Linked DNA regions of Homo sapiens: all the other regions are linked to region 4. A link is a loop called in an ENCODE intact Hi-C map of the cell type or tissue named here. Cell type or tissue: endothelial cell of umbilical vein. All regions are shown on one strand. Each heading gives the region's core, and the rest is flanking DNA. Links, peaks and the distances in the headings are about the cores only. Region 1 has its middle 120 kb from the start of FBXO28. Region 2 overlaps LOC105373056 (a long non-coding RNA gene). Region 3 overlaps TP53BP2 (tumor protein p53 binding protein 2). Region 4 has its middle 63 kb from the start of FBXO28.

Region 1 (4,548 bases), core at 286-4,285, 58 kb before region 4:
GGCATGCACCACCACGCCTGGCTAATTTTGTATTTTCAGTTGAGACAGGGTTTCTCCATATTGGTCAGGCTGGTCTCGAACTCCTGACCTCAGGTGATCCACTGACCTTGGCCTCCCAAAGTGCTGGGATTACAGGTATGAGCCACCATGCCTAGCCAAGAAACCCTTATTTTAAAACAAGCCAGGCGCGGTGGCTCATGCCTATAATCCCAGCACTTTGGGAAGCCAAGGCGGGTGGATCACTTGACGTCAGTAGTTTGAGACCAGCCTGGGCATCATGTTGTAACCCCATCTCTACTAAAAATATATTTAAAAAATTAGCTGGGCATGGTGGTGGGCACCTGTAATTCCAGCTTCTCAGGAGGCTGAGGCAGGAGAACCACTTGAACCTGGGAAGTGGAGGTTGCAGTGAGCGGAGATCACGCCACTGCACTCTAGCCTGGGTGACAATAGAAAGACTCCATCTCAAAAACAAAACAAAACAAAAAACCACTAAAAAAGACTCCATTTCAAAAACAAAACTAAAACCAAAAACACAACACAAATGTAGTACACAAATGAAAATAATTACTGTGTTAAACACAGTTTCATAGAAAATAAAAGACCAATCAAATACAATAAGCTGCCTTTTTAGATGGGTATGTTATTCTTCTTTCACAGCTAAAGAAACGGGCTCAGAGAATGTTATTTGATTGGACTGTGTTGCATTTCTGGACAGTGCAGCTGAGATCACACTTTGTGTGTAACTCCACTAGCCTACCAGGGTGCCTCTCATAAAGGTAAGAAATGTAAATTTGGCCTAATATACAAAGTTGCCAGGGCAGCACTGGGTCAATTCTACATACAGTACTTCTATGTTCATCAAGGGAAACCTTAAGGGAAAGTGAAAATGCTCCTAGAAGGCGACTGGACACGAGCGCCTTTGCTTGTTGCCTTTAGGCTCTTCTTCTAAGGCCAACAGTGACCTGAAATTATTGACTGGCTTTTCCAATCAAGTGGACAAAATGGTACCAAGGTCGCCAACATCAGACAAATTCACTTGAGGGCCTTATCTATGTGCTTTGAAAGACAAAACTGCTTTTGTAAAGGACACTGTATTTCAGAAAAACATAATCATATTAACAAATAATAACACTGTAAAATGCTGATGTGTTGAATGCTACTTTAGAAAAACATGCTCAAATCCAGGGAAAAAATTTGATACAAAACTACGTATCAATTATCTAGCTAGCTAGCTATCTAGAGACCTGCTTTCATTCTATTGCTCAGGATGGGAAGCAGTGGGATTATCATAGCTCACTGCAGCCTTGAGCTCCTGGCCTCAAGTGATCCTCCTGCCTCAGCCTCCTAACTAGCTAGAGCCACAGGTGGACACATTATGCCTGGGTTTTTGTTTGTTTGTTTTGTAGAGACAGGGTGTCACTACATTGCCAGGCTGGTGTCAAACTTTGGAGTCTCGCTGTGTCGCCCAGGCTGGGGTGCAGTGGTGCGATCTTGGCCCAATGCAACCTCCGCCTCCCGGGTTCAAGTAATTCTCCTTTATCAGCCTCCCAAGTAGCTGGGACTACAGGCATGCGCCACCATGGCCGGCTGATTTTTGTATTTTTTGTAGAGACTGGGTTTCACCATGGCCAGGCTGGTCTCCAACTCCTGACCTCAGGTGATACACCCGCCTTGGCCTCCCAAAGTGTTGGGATTACAGGTGTCAGCCACTGAGCCTGGCGGAGCACTTTCTTATGTTATTAAGTAGCCTAACCCAGGTGGGGCGCTGTCCCTCACGCCTGTAATCCCGACAACTCTGATGGCCAAGGTGAGAAGATCGCTTCAACTCAGGAGTTTGAAACTGGCCCGGGCAACATAGCGAGGCCCCCCCCCCGACCCCATCTCTAGAAAAAAATACAAAAATTAGGCCAGGTGCCCACCGCGCCCGGCTAATTTTTGTATCTTTTGTAGAGACGGGGTTTCGTCATGTTGCCCAGGCTGGTCTCGACTCCTGAGCCCAAGCCATCCATCCTCCCGCCTCGGCCTCCCAAAGTGCTGGGATTACAGTAGGGCCCAGCCAGCCTCATGTTTTATTTAGCAGTCCCTCCCTGTTGCACACCTGGATAGTTTTTTTAATTTTTTTAGACAGGGTTTACCTCAATCTCGCAGGCTGGAATGCTGTGGTGGGATCATAGCTCACTGGAGCCTTGAACCTTTGGGTTCAAGTAGCTGGGGGGCTGAGGTAGGACTACAGAGATGGGGTTGCGCCATGTTGCTACGCTGCTCTTGGCCTGAAGGGTCCTCCCGCCTCGGCCGCGCCAGACATAGTTTTCTATTTTTGACCAACATAAACACTGTGCTGGGTCTGAATTTTTCAGCTACCCTTCTTCAGCCGGCAACACACAGGACCTGGCGGGGAGGTCGCTCTTACCAGTCCCCACTCTGACGAGAAAACTGCCCAGCTCCAGGCACCATAGCGCCCCAGTGACGCAGCCGAACACCCGCGCCTCTGACGTCGCCAAAGGCCCACCTCTATGGTGTCGGCGAAGACCCGCCCTTGTGACGTCACGGAAGGCGCGCTCTTGTGACGTCGCAGGGAACTACCACTCACGCAGAGCCAATCGGAACTCGCGGTGGGGCTGCTGGTTCTTCCAGGAGCGCGCATGAGCGGACGCTGCCTACGGGTGGCCGGGCGGGATGTAACCGGCTGCTGAGCTGGCAGTTCTGTGTCGCTAGGCTTCTGCCCGGCCGCCGCCGCACATAAGCTGCGAGGAGGAGCTTTACGACTTCCCGGTCTTCGGGGCCGGGCGCAGCAAGGGCCAGACTCTGCGCTAGCAGGCGCTGCGCGCCAACCGGCCGGCACCTGTCGCAGAAGGTGCAACCGATCGCACTGTCGCGCAGAAGCTCCTCAATGGCCAGCGCCAGCTGCAGCCCCGGCCGCCCACTCGCCTCATCTGAGCCTGGGTACGTGCGCCCCACAACGCCTCCCCCAGCCAGGGCCCGGGGATCCCCGGGAGCGTCCCCGGCTACCTGGCGCCGCTCATCCTGGGTAGGGTCGGCCCCCTCTGAGGCTGCCTGGCATGAGGGAGCTGCACCCCTGAGCTTGACCTCTGACGGCCCTTTGTAATAGCATTAAGTCTTTGAAACTTTGTAGCGGGGTAGAAGGGGCTAGGAAATGAAGAAAACATCTTTTTAAAAATATAAGCAGTCGGCTGGGCGAGGTGGCCCACGCCTGTAATCCCAGCACTTTGGGAGGTCGAGGCAGGTGGATCACGAGGACAGGAGTTCAAAACCAGCCTGGCCAGCATGGTTTCACTGAAACCCCGTCTCTACTAAAAACACAAAAATTAGTCGGGCGTGGTGGCTGGTGCCTGTAATCCCAGCTACCCGGGAGGCTGAGGCAGAGAATTGTTTGAACCCGGGATGCGGAGGTTGCAGTGAGCGGAGATCGCGCCACTGCACTCCAGCCTGGGCAACAGACCAAGACTCCGTCTAAACAAACAAATATATGTGTGTATATATATGCGATCGAGCCCGGGAGGTTGAGATTACAGTGAGCTGAGATTATATAAGCGATCGAGCACTGGAGGTTGATGTTACAGTGAGCTGAGATTGCGCCATTGCACTCCAGCCTGTGTAACAGAGGGAGACTCTGTCTCTAAAAAATTATATGCAAGTGAGAGCTTTTCTTCCAGCGCTCATGCTCAGACTGAAGAAAGTAATTGGGCCAGGCCCGGTGGCTCACGCCCGTAATCCCAGCATTTTGGGAGGCGGAGGCGGAAGCGGGTGGATCACTTGAGCTCAGGAATTCCAGACTAGTTTGGGCAACATGGTGGAAGCCTGTCTCTACAAAAATACAAAAAATTAGCTGGGCATGGTGGCACGCACTTGTAGTCTCCGCTACTTGCCGGGCTTAGGCGGGAGAATCGCTCAGCTGCAGCCTCGACCTCCAGGGGCAATCCATTTCAGCCTCCCAAAGTGCTGAGATTACAGGAATGAGCCATCGTGCCTGGCTTTACACTATATTTTAATACTTTTTTTGAAAATGGAAACTTTTACAGGCAATTCACTTCCTTCAAACTAATGATAAGGAAGTGATGCTGTTCTGTTCTGTTTTGTTTTTTGTTTTTGTGGGTTTTTTTTCTTTTTTGAGATGGGGTCTTGCCCAGGTTGGAGTGAGTTGGTGCAAACAAGGCTCACTGCAGCCTTGACCTTCGGGCTCAAGGAATCCTTCCCTGTCAGCCTCCCCGGTAGCTAGGACTACAGGTGCATGCTACCACGCTTGGCTAATTCTTTTTTTGAAATGGAGTCTCACTCTGTCTCCCAGGCTGGAGTGCAGTGGTGCAATCTCGGCTCACTGCAGGCTGGTCTCAACCTCTGACTTCGGCTGGTCCACCCACTTCTGCATCCCAAAGTGCTGGGATTACAAGTGTGACCCACCGCGCCTGGCGATTTTGCTCATTTTAGATACTAGAACTTTTTAATTTAAATTTTTTTTTTCCTGAGATGGAGTCTTACTTTGTCTCCAGGCTGGAGTGTAGTGGCGTAATCTCGGCTCACTGCAAC
Region 2 (4,548 bases), core at 237-4,236, 56 kb after region 4:
TAGATGTTGGTGTGAATGCATTGAAAAGCGAACATTTATACACTGTTGGTGGGAATGTAAATTAGTACAACCTCTGTGGAAAATAGTGTGGAGATTTCTCAAAGAACTAAAAGTAGATCTACCATTCAATCAGCAATCCCACTACTGGGTATCTACTCAAAGTACAAGAAGTCATTATATCAAAAAGACACCTAAACCCATATGTTTATTGCAGCACAATTTACAACTGCATAGATATAGAATCAAACTAAGTGTCCATCAACCAATGAGTGGATAAGTATATACTACATTTATATCCCATAGAATACTACTCAGTCATAAAAAAATGAAATAATGTATTCTGCAGCAACTTAGATGGAACTGAAGGCCATTATCCTAAGTGAAGTAACTTAGGAATGGAAAACCAAATACTGCATGTTCTCACTTATAAGTGGGAGCTAAGCTATGGGTACACAGCAGTGTAATAGACATTGGAGACTCAGAAGCAGGGAGGGAGGTGAGAGATGAAAACTTACCGGCTGGGTACAATGTACACTATTTAGGTGATGGGTACACTAAAAGCCCTGACTTCACCATTATGTAATTCATTCATGTAACCAAAAACCACTTGTACCCTAAAGCTATTGAAATTAAATAGTAATAATTTTAAAAGATGCAATTGATTGATAAAGTATAAGATTGTCTTGAAAACTTACATTTGTTACAATAATTTCAGTCTTGTGTAAAGCTGCTAGAGCTAGTCCACTGATTAAAGACTCTCTAGGAAGTGTTACCATATCAACAAATGCAATCAGATCTAAAAAGAAAAAACAAAAAGAATGAGGGAGATGAAGAGAGGTAGAGGAACGGCCAGTGGAATAGAAGGAAAATCAGGATGGCATATTGACCTAAAAGCCAAGTGCAGGAAGTGTTTTAAAGAGGGTAGAATCATCAACTGTGTCAAATGCTCCTGACAAGTCAAGTAAGATGAGTACTAAGAATTGACCCTTGGATTTAGCAATGTGGAGGTCCCCAGAGAACTTAATAAGAGCCATTTTGATGATATGGTCAGAGTAAAAGCCTGATTGAAGTGGGATCAAGAGAGAATACGAGAAGAGAAATCGGAGGCAGCAGCAAGAATGGCCAACTCTTTAAAGACGTTTGGCTGTGAAGAGAAGGAGAGAGATGGGGTAGTAGCTAGAAGAGTAGATGAAGCGAAGAGATGTTTTCCTAAGATGGGAGAACTAATGGCATGTGTATATGTGGAAGAGAAATAGAAGCAATCAGAAGAAACATCCACAGACTCTTACATTTACCCATCAGTCTGCACCTACCTGTGTGCTCTGCCTCCTCTTCTGTTACTTCAGATGAACTTTTTCAGTTCCCAGCTAACACCCGTGTTTCCACTTGCATAAAAGATCCTGTCCTCTCTCCTCTACTCAAGAAATCAGCAATTCCTTCTCTCCCACCAAAGTTTCCTTGTCTCCCACTAAAATTTCTCTCTTTACCTACTATTTTGACATTGAAATAAAAAGTCAGGTCAATAGTTGGATGGGGGATCGAAGGTTTGAGAAGAGAGGAGAAGATGTAAAATAATCATTTAGAAAAAGAGTAGAGGAAGTGAACTTGGAAAATATGCAGTGACTTCAGGGTAGCAGTAGAACCCACTGGAGGGTCACAATTACAAAGTTAAAGTGAAAACAGTCAGCAAGGTTGCATATATTTTGGTAGCCACTCTCAGCTCTCTAATGCAGGAAGGAGTAAGTAGAGAGTTGGATTTAACAATATTCTAACCTGGCCGGGCGCGATGGCTCACACCTGTAATCCCAGCACTTTGGGAGGCTGAGGCAGGCAGATCACCTGAGGTCAGGAGTTCAACATGGTGAAACCCCCTCTCCACTAAAAATACAAAAATTAGTCAGGCGTGGCGGTGGACGCCTGTAGTCCTAGCTACTCGGGAGGCTGAGGCAGGAGAATTGCTTGAACCCAGGAGGCAGAGGTTGAAGTAACTGAGATCGCCCCACTACACTCCAGCCTGGGCAACAGAGTGAGTGAGACTCTTTAAAAAAAAAAAAAAGACTTAATAACTGTAGCAGGGAATTGGAACAATGAGGGATTGGCTAGTAAGAAGTAAAGAAAACTCTAAAGAATAAAAGAATAACAAATAAAGTAGCAGCCATGTTCTTTGAGCTGGGATAGAGTATCCAGGGAAAAGGCTCCCCAGGCCCAGGACCCAGATCTTGGAGGGCACAGGTATGGCTCACTAGGCAGCAGAGAAATTCTTGTGATTCTGTGCTGGCAGAACTGGCTGGAAATCTGCCCTTTGGAATTTACCAGAAATCTGTCCTCTAGGATGTCAGGGAAAGCAGGTCATGGAGAGGTGTCGCACCAGACACTTTACTACAAAGCCATTCAAGGGAGAAGGTGATGCCAAGGGAAGCTGCTGGTCAATGGGTGCTACTGACTACCCTGCCAGGCAGGACATGGTGCTGGAGAATCTGCCCGTGTGCTGCAGGAGCTGCCAAGCAAGCACACCGTAACCAGGAAGCAAAACTCTTTGCTCTTGCAATGTCTGCCCAGAGCCCTCTACTGACATAGCTTCACACTGCGCCAGCTGATAAAGAAAAAAACATTTAATGGGCCCGTTAGTATTTTCACAAAGCAAGCAAAAAAGGGTGAATATAGAGCTCAGAGGCAATTAAATGATAATTGACACAAACATTTTTTAAATAATTAAAAGCAAAAACAATCACCACTGGTCTACAGAATTAAAGTCCAAAATCCTGTGCACACATGCACTTCTCTCATCTTTTGGATGTTTACCTAATTCATGCTATTTGCTTTTACTGTTACCTTTGTTTGAAATGTCCTCACACCCTTTTTCAACTTTTAATTAACAAAACCACTGCAAGTATCCCAACATCATCATCCTTCTAAGTCAAGCTGAAAAAGAACCTTCTCCATGAAACTTTCCCTGGTGTTCCCATAAGTTTTGTTTACACACCTTTCTAATGGCAGAACAGAGGCAGCTGAATCACATGTCCAGAATAGTCCAGGAAATTAAGCTTTTCTTCCTGAATATACAACTTTAGGAAAACTGCACATGAGAAAATAAGGAAACACCAGTCCAGTCTGCCAGGTCAATGGAATAAATTCAGGCCATCAATGTGGTGACTGGTACTGCAGCCAGATTCATATCATCCCCAGGGTGGGAAATATTGTTTATATCTTAGTATCTTCCTAGCATTACCCATGTAGCAATCAATAAACACTTGCTGAATTGAAAGTCTAGTGGACTACCTTTTTCTGGAGTCAAACTTTAAATTTTAAAAAATTTATCTAATCATAAAATTTCATATATTAGTCATGATAGAAAATGTCTTATCTAGTCAAAAGATGGATCTTTAGGCTGGGTGCAGTGGCTCACGCTTGTAATCCCAGCATTTTGGGAGGCCAAGGCAAGCAGATCACTTGAGGCCAGGAGTTCTAGACCAGCCTGGCCAACATGGTGAAACCCCGTCTCTACTAAAAATATAAAAACCAGCCGGGCATGGTGGCTTGTGCCTGTAGTCCCAGCTACTTGGGAGGCTGAGGCACAAGAATCTTTTGAATCTGAGAGGTGGACGTTCCAGTGAGCCAAGATCACACCACTGCACTCCAGCCTGGGTGACAGGGCAAGACTCTGTCTTAAATAAATAAATAAATATTTAAAAAGATGGATCTTTAAAAACACAGTTAATTGCAATCCATAGAAACTTCAAATCTCTTTTTAGTTAGGATATGAGCTCTTCCTTCATTCTTTCTAAATATATTACAAATCTGCTAGCAAATAGAAAAATAATATCTAGTTTTAGCTTCTTTTTTAATATATAAAGCCCATCTTCCTATGGAGGTACCATTGAATAGGCTAGATCACCCCTCACCATGTCCCACCACACCCAACACCCCCCATCTCCTCAACACACACCCTAACCAGGGAAGCAGAAGAATAACAGAGTCCTCATTGTAGTAAATTGATTTTAACACCTTTAATCAGAGGCATTCCAAACCCCACCCATTTGCAGTCTCAGTTCATCCTCATTTCAACTGTGTGATATAAGAGAGGTAATATTCTCCCCTTTTACAAATATGAAACTAGAAACACACAGATCTTAAGAAGCATGTGTCCATCTCATACCCGAGACCACTGTCTTGCAAAGGTCCTATTGTAGTCTGTTGGCATAAAACTATATTTAGAACCTAGAACTACTCTTGAATTCAAATATTTGTATTAGTTACAAATAATTGTTGTGATTGGAAAGCATATCCAAAACAAGCACTGATTTTAATAATTGAAACAAATCCAAAACAAACATTGATTTTAATAATTGAAACAAAGAAACCATTTGCTTTGAAATTCTCTTATTAAAAATATGTACGGGCTCACACCTGTAATCCCAGCACTTTGGGAGGCTGAGGCGGGCAGATCGCTTGAGCTCAAGAGTTCCAGACCAACCTAGGCAACATGGTGAAACCCTATCTCTACAAAAATACAAAAATTAGCCAGTTGTGGTGGTATGCACCTGTAGT
Region 3 (4,000 bases), core at 1-4,000, 240 kb before region 4:
AATAGTCAGCCATATACAGATCATTAAAATTAATAGTTTCTATGAAACAAATTTAAAATAACCTTTAAAAAGCGGCCATCCTTAGCCCATTGAATAACAAAGTAATAATGAATAAGATTTAAAGTTAAAAAATATGTATCACTGTGGTATATACAGTATGGATAAAAACAACAACTTACACCGTTCTCCTTTCTTCGATATTCACCAGGAACTTTTACACCATTTCTTTTTAAACTTGGATCCTGAGATCTTGGTCCACTCACTAAGGACAAAATTCAAAAACTATGCATTAACACTAGAGTTGACAGATATTTTAAGAACCAGTTCATTTCTGAGTTCTGTCATTACTGTTTGATATTTTAAGTTGAATGTATTCTTAAAACAAAATATTTTCTAATAGCAATGGACTTAAGGTCTCATAACTCAGTGTGTTTTGCAAAATTAATTTCATGGAACAGTGAATACTCAGCACTACTAAATATCACATGCCACCTATTCATTAGGAAAGCTGTCTGATTCACATACCAAAGGAGGAAAAATTAACAAACGTAATGTACTTCTGACTATGAGTAATTCATACCATTTGCTTATAGTTGCTCTTCCTAGTCATCTATTTAGCTACTCAGTAGTTAAACCAAGAAAAACTTCACTGAAATAGTTGAAAATTACATCAATGCATCCTTGTACTCGCTAACAATATTTTTAACTTATTATGAGAAGAAAGCACTTAAAAAAAGGAACAAGTAGTATCTTAATTATTTGGTTTATTGCAAACATTTTGTGGTAATTTGTAAGTACTATGAGGTACTTCCACATTTATTTAAGCAAAATATTTGTTTAAGTTTGTGAAGGTACTATCCAGAAACACTATATATTCTGCTTTTTTGGCTAAAAAGAATTTTTAAAGCCAAAATACATGGGTCTTTCAGTACCACTTAATGTATCATAAAAGGAAACGTCTTAATTTAAACTAATACATTATAAGAAGCAAATAATACCAACAGAGAATTTTAAAAATATATTAAGCTCATACCTGTACTTCCCAGAAATTAAAAAAATTATCAAATTACCTCCCAAGAAACTTAAGTAAAATGTCTATTATAACTGTCAGGAATCTTAGCACAAATTCCCATTGCTAATAAACAAATAAATAAACATGTCTACTCAGAGCCAAGTATCACACTTGCACCTAATTCTAATATGATCAGCTTTTATTTTTAAAATGCAGCTCAATTATCTGGCAAAATAGCTCAGGTAATCTGCCACAATATTTCTGTAAGAAAAAAAAACTTCTATAATTTCAGAATAATTGCTTTCTTTGCTGTCTTAAAGAGAGAGCACTTAACTAGTTTCTCCTTTGTATCATCAGTTACCTAATTAAAGTAAGCAATAAGAGCCTTAAACATAATTTCATATACATTCAGGGTCACAGGTCCTAATTGAATTGGAAAAAGAATATGGTGACAGTCTCCTAATCCTTAATCGAGAGGTCTAGACCAAAAACAGTAAGTTAACACCTTAATAAAGGAGACTGAAAAACAATCCTTGTTTTATCCCAATTTCAACACTATGTGGCACTGGTGTTTTGTGACAACGTGAAAACAGCTCCTTTATCTTCAGATTATATTTCTCACATTACTGACACTGAAACTGCATATTGCACTATTGAGAGACTATTTAATAATTTATCCAGTACTATACAGCAAGATATTTGAACAGGTAGATGAATGGGTAAAATTCAACTAATTAGATGAGTGCATGTGATGTAAATAGAGAACAAAAAAAAAAATAAGATGCAAATGCCAATATAAAACTACAAAAAAAAAAAGAAAAAAGCCTACGGAAAAAAATACATGTTTACTTAAAATAAAATTACAGACACCAGTGATACTGAAAGGCAACCAGGTAGCTTGGCTGAGGTGATTCAGGTTCCACTCCTGGCTCTGCCTCTAGGTGTGTGGCCTCTGACAAGTCACTTAACCCCTAAGTATCAGCATTTCTCATCTGTAGGGTAGAAGGGGCCAAACTAAGTCAATTCTGCCCCTCAGCTAACCCGTACTATAAATTTAATCATTCCTAATGGTCAGGTACCATATAGACACTTGCGTTAATGCAACAGTTAGTTAATAAAACTGAACTTTTTTTTTGGAGACGGAGTCTCGCTCTGTCGCCCAGGCTGGAGTGCAAATGGTGTGATCTCGGCTCACTGCAACATCCGCCTCCCGGGTTCAAGCGATTCTTCCACTTCAGCCTCCCAAGTAGCTGGGATTACAGACGCCCAGCTAATTTTTGTTTTTTGTTGTTGTTGTTGTTGTTGTTTTCGTTTTTTCAGATGAGTCTTGCTGTGTCGCCAGGCTGCAGTGCGTGGTGCCATCTCGGCTCACTGCAACCGCCAACTCCCTGATTCAAGCGATTCTCCCGCCTCAGCCTCCCGAGTAGCTGGGATCACAGGCACATGCCACCATGCCCAGCTAATTTTTGTATTTTTAGTAGAGACAGGGTTTCACCATGTTGGCCAGGATGGTCTGTCTCGATCTCCTGACTTCGTGATCCTCCCGCCTCGTCCTCCCAAAGTGCTGGGATTACAGGCGTGAGCCACCATACCCGGCCTAATTTTTGTATTTTTAGTAGAGACAGAGTTTCGTCATGTTGGCCAGGCTGGTCTCAAACTCCTGATCTAAGGTGATCTACCCACCTCAGCCTCCCAAAGTGCTGGGATTACAGGCATGAGCCACCGCGCTCAGCCAAAACTGAGCTTTTGTAATGTCCAATAACCCTGCTCGTTCTCCCACATCCTACAAGACTGCTGGGTCACAGGGATGGCTGTGTCCCCAGTGTCTACTGCTGCTTCCCACCCACACTCTCTCTCCACCCTCCCCCTACAGTCATCTATAAACTCTGGTCACAATCCCTGGTCACTAACGATGTGACCAACTGACTCCCTTGTTCTCTCCACCTCCAAGTCCTGCCTTCATTCTGGATGACATTACCGCCCAAATGCTAGCCTCTCAGTTCTAGCTTTCTCGTCTCCACTCTAATTCAGCCTCATTTCAGGGCCCCACCTGGGACCACAACACTAGAAGCCCTCTACCTCCGAAATTTTCAATTCAAACCTTCTGTTTTTTGACCACTATTTCCTTTCAATCTCAGGCGTCTCACTCATTTCCTCTCACACCTGTTCTTTCATCTAACTGAGACTCACAGCCTCTTAACTCTGTCTACTCTTTCCCCACAGCCCCTCCTGTCTTCACTTCTTCCCCACCCAGCTAAGGTATCACCTTGCCAATACCCTCTTCTCCCCTGTCCCACTGAACTCCCATTGAATTTGTCTAGAAACCTTGGGTTTTCTAGACAATTGCCTAGAAAAATTTGTCTAGACACCTTTGTTTTCTTCTCTTCTTACAACCCACCTGGGCTGTAGACCACCACTGGAGAAAAATCATGTATGGTCTCATGGTCTCTAATCTCAACTGGCCTCAATGGTTCCCAGCAGTCTGGCTTCCCTAGTAAGCCCTCTCTCCTAATCTCCAAAACAGCTCCAGCTTCCCACCCACCTCCATCATCACTCCTACCTCAGAGAAAACAAATGTTTTTAGATGAGAAATCCCTCAACTTACTCCCACAAAATGCACAAATTTAGCCACATCTGCCACAGTTTTATTTCTGTCCTGTTATTATGGAAGAGGGATCCTTCCTCTTGTCTAAGAGGACTTTCTGCCTCAGGGCTGTGGAAGGACCTAATCAGGGACCCTGCCTAACAAGTATTTCCTTTCTTATAGTTTCAACCCCCTGCTCTAATGACTCCTTCCCACCTGCATTAAACAACTATAGTCAAACTTCTCCCCTCGACAGCCTATCTCCACTGTTTCCACTTCCTAACCTCTCCTTCACCTCTCAAATTACCTGGCTTCTCATCATGTGCCACCTACTACTCCCAGCACAAAATAAAAGCTTAAATATCTGTCACGATTCACAGAGCACTACCTACCAATGTCCCTGC
Region 4 (4,548 bases), core at 333-4,332:
TTTAAAATGCAAATGAAAAAAACTCAAAGGGGGAGAAAATGGTAATAGCTACCAAATTTCAAATTCAGATACTTTTGACGCATAATTTCTCTTCTAAACATTTATCCTAACTGGGCGCGGTGGCTCACGCCTGTAATCCCAGCACTTTGGGAGGCTGAGGTAGGCGGATCACTTGAGGTCAGGAGTTTGAGACCAGCCTGGCCAACATGGTGAAACCCCGTCTCTACTAAAAATACAAAAATTATCCGGGTGTGCTGGCATGTGCCTGTAATCCCAGCTACTTGGGAGGCTGAGGCAGGAGAATTGCTTGAACACGGGAGGCGGAGTTTGCAGTGAGCCAAGATCGCACCATTGCACTCCAGCCTGGGTGAAGAAGCAAGACTCCATCAAAAAAAAAAAAAAAATTATCCTACAGACACACATGGATGGATGCAAAAATGTGTACACCAGGATATTGATTACACTACTATTTGTAGCAACAGAAATTTACGGATACCGGCTCATGCCTGTAATCCCAGCACTTTGGGAGGCTGAGGCGGGCAGATCACGAGGTCGGGAGATCCAGACCATCCTGGCTAACACGATGAAATCCCGTCTCTACTAAAAATACAAAAAAAAATTAGCCGGGCGTGGTGGCGGGCGCCTGTAGTCCCGGCTACTCGGGAGGCTGAGGCAGGAGAATGGCGTGAACCCGGGAGGCGGAGCTTGCGGTGAGCAGAGATCGTGCCACTGCACTCCAGCATGGGCAACAGAGCGAGACTCTGTCTCAAATAAAAAAAAAAGAAAAGAAAAGAAAAAAGAAACTGTTTACTGAATTACAACATATCCATCCATACAATGAAATACTACCCAGCTGTTAAAACAATGAGATAATTCATACATCTTGACATGGAAACATGTCCAAGATACATTGTTAAATTTTTTAAAAGGCAATGCACTAACATGATGTATTTGTAGCTACTCTCGGTGTTTAAAAACAAAAGGATATATATATATATAGTTTATATCCATTAAATATATCTACAAGAACATGAAAACAAAAACCAAAACAGTGGTTGCTTCTAGGGAAGGAAGCTGGAAGACTTGGTGGGGGTGTGGTGGTTGATGTTGAAACAACTTTTCACTTATGCTCTCTTAAACTTTTTGGATTTTTATTAAGCTATTTAAACATAAGTAATTATTCAAGTAAACAGTTTCTTCACTAGAAAAATGTAACTTAAAGGTTTTAATGAAAATTAAAAATTAGAAAAATAGGCGTGAAAAACATAACTTACCAACATAGTATTAAAAAATGGATAACATTAGTGCTCAGATTTCCCCTGATGAGTGGTCAGAGTTGTTAAGTGGTTTCAGACAAGTAAATACAGACAGGTTAATTGCTGGGGAGGGCCGAGCCTTGTTACTAATGAAAGAAACACAGATTTAGGCAACATCAAGAAGCATTATACTATCAATAATGAAAACCAATAAAACTGGAGCTTTCCAAATGGTTCCACTCATTTGAATGATGTGTGCATACCTTTTCCCAAATAATGCTGATACACATCTGCTCAAATACATGAAAGTTCCCATCCTGCCAACTCTTATGGAAGGAGCAAGTTTGCATGTCAGCTGCACAGAAAAGAGGGCAAGTGGTAAGAAGAGGAGATGGGGAGGGAGGCATTTGACAACTTTTCAAGACACCGGCACCAACAACTTACTTGTTTATTGGGGGTTAGCGGCTTTAGGAAAAAATGGTAATTAAATAGAATGTTTTATTTCTGTAAGGCAACTTGGGAATACATAAGAATTATAAAATCATTCTTTGATCCTCTAGTTCTACTTTGGGTCCAAAGTTCCCACATTCATATCAATGCTACTTACGTTAATGAACAAAATTAGAAGTATAATAAAACATGATTGTACTTTTTGTTTTTTGAGACAGAGTCTTCCTCTGTCACTCAGGCTGGAGTGCAATGGCAAGGTCTCAGCTCACTGCAACCTCCACCTCCTGGGTTCAAGCGATTCTCCTGTCTCAGCCTCCTGAGTAGCTGGGATTACAGGCACACACCACTTTTTCCAGCTATTTTTTGTATTTTTAGTAGAGACGGGGTTTCACCATGTTGGCCAGGCTTGTCTTGAACTCCTGACCTCATGATGCACCCACCTTGGCCTCCAAAAGTACTGGGATTACAGGCGTGAGTCACCGCATCCAGCCATGATTTTACTTTCTAAAATGTAAGTATGTAGATAGACTAATTCTAGCATATTAGGTAATATTGAATTAAAAGCAGTATACCAAATAACGGATGAACACTTGTTACAATTATATAAGTCTATGTAGAGACATGATCAAAAGTAGAAAATTAATTTGGAGGAGTGGAAATAGTTTATAATGTATTCATTAGGTTGTGTGAATGGTTGTTTAAATTCACAGAAGAGACCCTATCCATCTGGCAGGCAGTCCAACAGAACAAGGAGGACCAGATGGGCACAGTAATACGTCAGTACTGGCAGAAGAAAGAATATCCAGGACAGGATTAATTACTAATGCCCCCACCCACCTTGGGACCCGGGACAGGCCAGTTGGCCGGCTCGACTTGTCCTGCAGGCACCCAAGGGAATTAAAGGCCACCTGGTGGCTATATCAGAAAATTACAGCTCAGTTGATTCCTGGAGGGCAGCTGCAGCAAGAAAAACTAAATAGGACCTAGACTGACCACAATGTATTGGTTAGCTTCACATACACACAGAAGTATCTTAACAGATTATAACTATTTCCTGCAAATCCTGTTACTTCCTCTTCATTTTTGCCAGGGTCCTCAGTCATGCCTTCTCTCACATTCAATCAGCATAAAACAGGTTGAACATCCCTAATCCAAAAATCCAAAATTCAAAATTCTCCTAAATCTGAAACTTTTTGAGAGCTGACCTGATACCACAAGTGGAAAATTCCACACCTGCCTTCAAGTGACAGATCACAGTCAAAACAGCCAAAACTTTGTTTCATGCACAGAATTATTTAAAATATTGCATAAAACAGACCAGGCATAGTAGCTCAAGCCTATAATTCCAGCACTTTGGGAGGCCGAGGCAAGTGGGTCACTTGAGCTCAGGAGTTCGAGATCAGCCTGGGCAACATGGCAAAACCCCATCTCTACCAAAAATACAAAAAAATTAGCCAGGCTGGCCGGGCACAGTGGCCCACGCTTGTAATCCCAGCACTTTAGGGGGCCGAGGCGGGTGGATCACTTGAGGTCAGGAGTTTGAGACCAGCCTGGCCAACATGGTGAAACCCCGTCTCTACTAAAAATACAAAAATTAGCCCGGCGTGATGGCGGGTGCCTGTAATCCCAGCTACTGGGGAGGCTAAGGCAGGAGAATCGCTTGAACCCGGGAAGAGGTTACAGTGAGCCGAGATTGCGCCATTGCACTCCAGCCTGGGCGACGAGCAAAACTCTGTCTCAAAAAATAAAAATAAAAAATAAAAAAATTAGCTGGGCGTGGTGGTGTGCGCCTGTAGCTACTCAGGAGGCTGAGGTGGGAGGATCCCTTGAGCTTGGGAGGTGGAGGTTGAAGGGAAGTGGAGGTTGCAGGGAGGTAGAGGTTGCAGGGAGGTAGAGGTTGCAAGGTGCCAAGATTGCACAACTGCACTCCAGCCTGGGCAACAGAGCAAGACCCTGTCTCAATAAGTAAATAAATAATAAAATACTGTATAAAATTACCTTCAGGCTATGTATATAAGATGTATATGAAACAAATTAATTTCATGCTTAGACTTGGGTCCCAGCTCCAAGATATCTCATTATGCAAATATTCCAAAATCTGAAAAAGTCCAAAATCTGAAACACTTCTGGTCCTAAGCATTTCTGATAAAGGATACTCAAGCTATATCTCTATCTTCTTTCCTCTGAAAATGCCACATGCAGAATTCATTACTATTGCATGTGAATGAGCAAGATTTAGCATTTAAATAGTCAAAACCATCCCTTTGCTTCAGCACATCCTCTAATTCTTCTCCAGAAACATGGCAATATACATATTTTGTTATTAAACAATAACAATGATAACTGTTTGATTCACAAAGACAAATATGTGTTTTGTTTCACTATCTTTTTTTAGTGACTCATTCATTATTGAACACTATTCCCATCATTCAGTCAACTCTTGAATATCCTTTGAGATAGTTTGAGTAATTAAAATAGCAGCATTTAATTTCAGGTCTATTTTTGATAGAATTATTATTAGTACCCTCAGCGAGGTCTCTCTGCCTGAAAGACAGCTCCCCCCTCCCTCCCACCAAGTGACAAGTCCTGATATGACATTAAAAACGCATGAATCCCAGCTGCTCGGGAGGCTGAGATGGAAGAATCACTTAAGCCCAGGAGGTCGAGGCTGCAGTCAGCTATGATCACGCCACCGCACTCCAGCCTGGGCAACAGAGGTATACCCTGTCTCTAAAATAATAATAATAATAATAATAATAATAAGTAAAAAGCATTTTAAAAGATAAGGAAAGTCTCTTTCAAAAGGAACTTCTGGACACTGACACCTGACTCCCTGGGCTTT

What was found. A loop is a pair of places that touch in the nucleus more often than their neighbours do. Peaks named below come from ENCODE experiments on the same cell type or tissue, not always from the same donor. Only the 100,000 strongest peaks of a DNase experiment are listed, where the experiment ranks them.
Region 1: a loop joins it to region 4, with 9 times the contacts of the local background. A loop is called at or near these places in 4 of 110 quality-filtered maps.
Region 2: it touches region 4 in a loop (4-fold over the local background); 7 of 110 quality-filtered maps call a loop at or near these places.
Region 3: a loop joins it to region 4, with 13 times the contacts of the local background. A loop is called at or near these places in 13 of 110 quality-filtered maps.

What each region holds. Positions count from the first base shown.
Region 1 is chr1:223,990,102-223,994,649 of GRCh38, forward strand. It overlaps the pseudogene GTF2IP20 and the pseudogene SEPTIN7P13. Among named protein-coding and RNA genes, the nearest start is that of FBXO28, 120 kb to the right of the region's middle. RefSeq lists enhancers at 2,304-2,927, 2,391-2,440, 2,928-3,549 and silencers at 2,561-2,700, 2,921-3,100. In endothelial cell of umbilical vein, for the core only: no CTCF peak of the experiment used is centred there; a DNase peak (open chromatin) is centred at 2,530; H3K4me3 peaks cover 1,717 bases; H3K27ac peaks cover 604 bases.
Region 2 is chr1:224,104,358-224,108,905 of GRCh38, forward strand. All of the region lies in intron 2 of LOC105373056 (a long non-coding RNA gene), which reads right to left. It also overlaps the pseudogene RN7SKP49. Among named protein-coding and RNA genes, the nearest start is that of FBXO28, 7.5 kb to the right of the region's middle. RefSeq lists an enhancer at 2,409-2,478. In endothelial cell of umbilical vein, for the core only: a CTCF peak has its summit at 2,570 (motif pointing left); DNase peaks (open chromatin) are centred at 2,544 and 2,934.
Region 3 is chr1:223,810,252-223,814,251 of GRCh38, forward strand. It overlaps TP53BP2 (tumor protein p53 binding protein 2), which reads right to left. Exons shown (of 18, transcript NM_001031685.3): 3 at 3,989-4,000; 4 at 180-262. Among named protein-coding and RNA genes, the nearest start is that of TP53BP2, 34 kb to the right of the region's middle. In endothelial cell of umbilical vein, for the core only: a CTCF peak has its summit at 1,569; a DNase peak (open chromatin) is centred at 1,570.
Region 4 is chr1:224,048,386-224,052,933 of GRCh38, forward strand. No RefSeq gene overlaps it. Among named protein-coding and RNA genes, the nearest start is that of FBXO28, 63 kb to the right of the region's middle. In endothelial cell of umbilical vein, for the core only: a CTCF peak has its summit at 2,629; a DNase peak (open chromatin) is centred at 2,606; H3K27ac peaks cover 830 bases.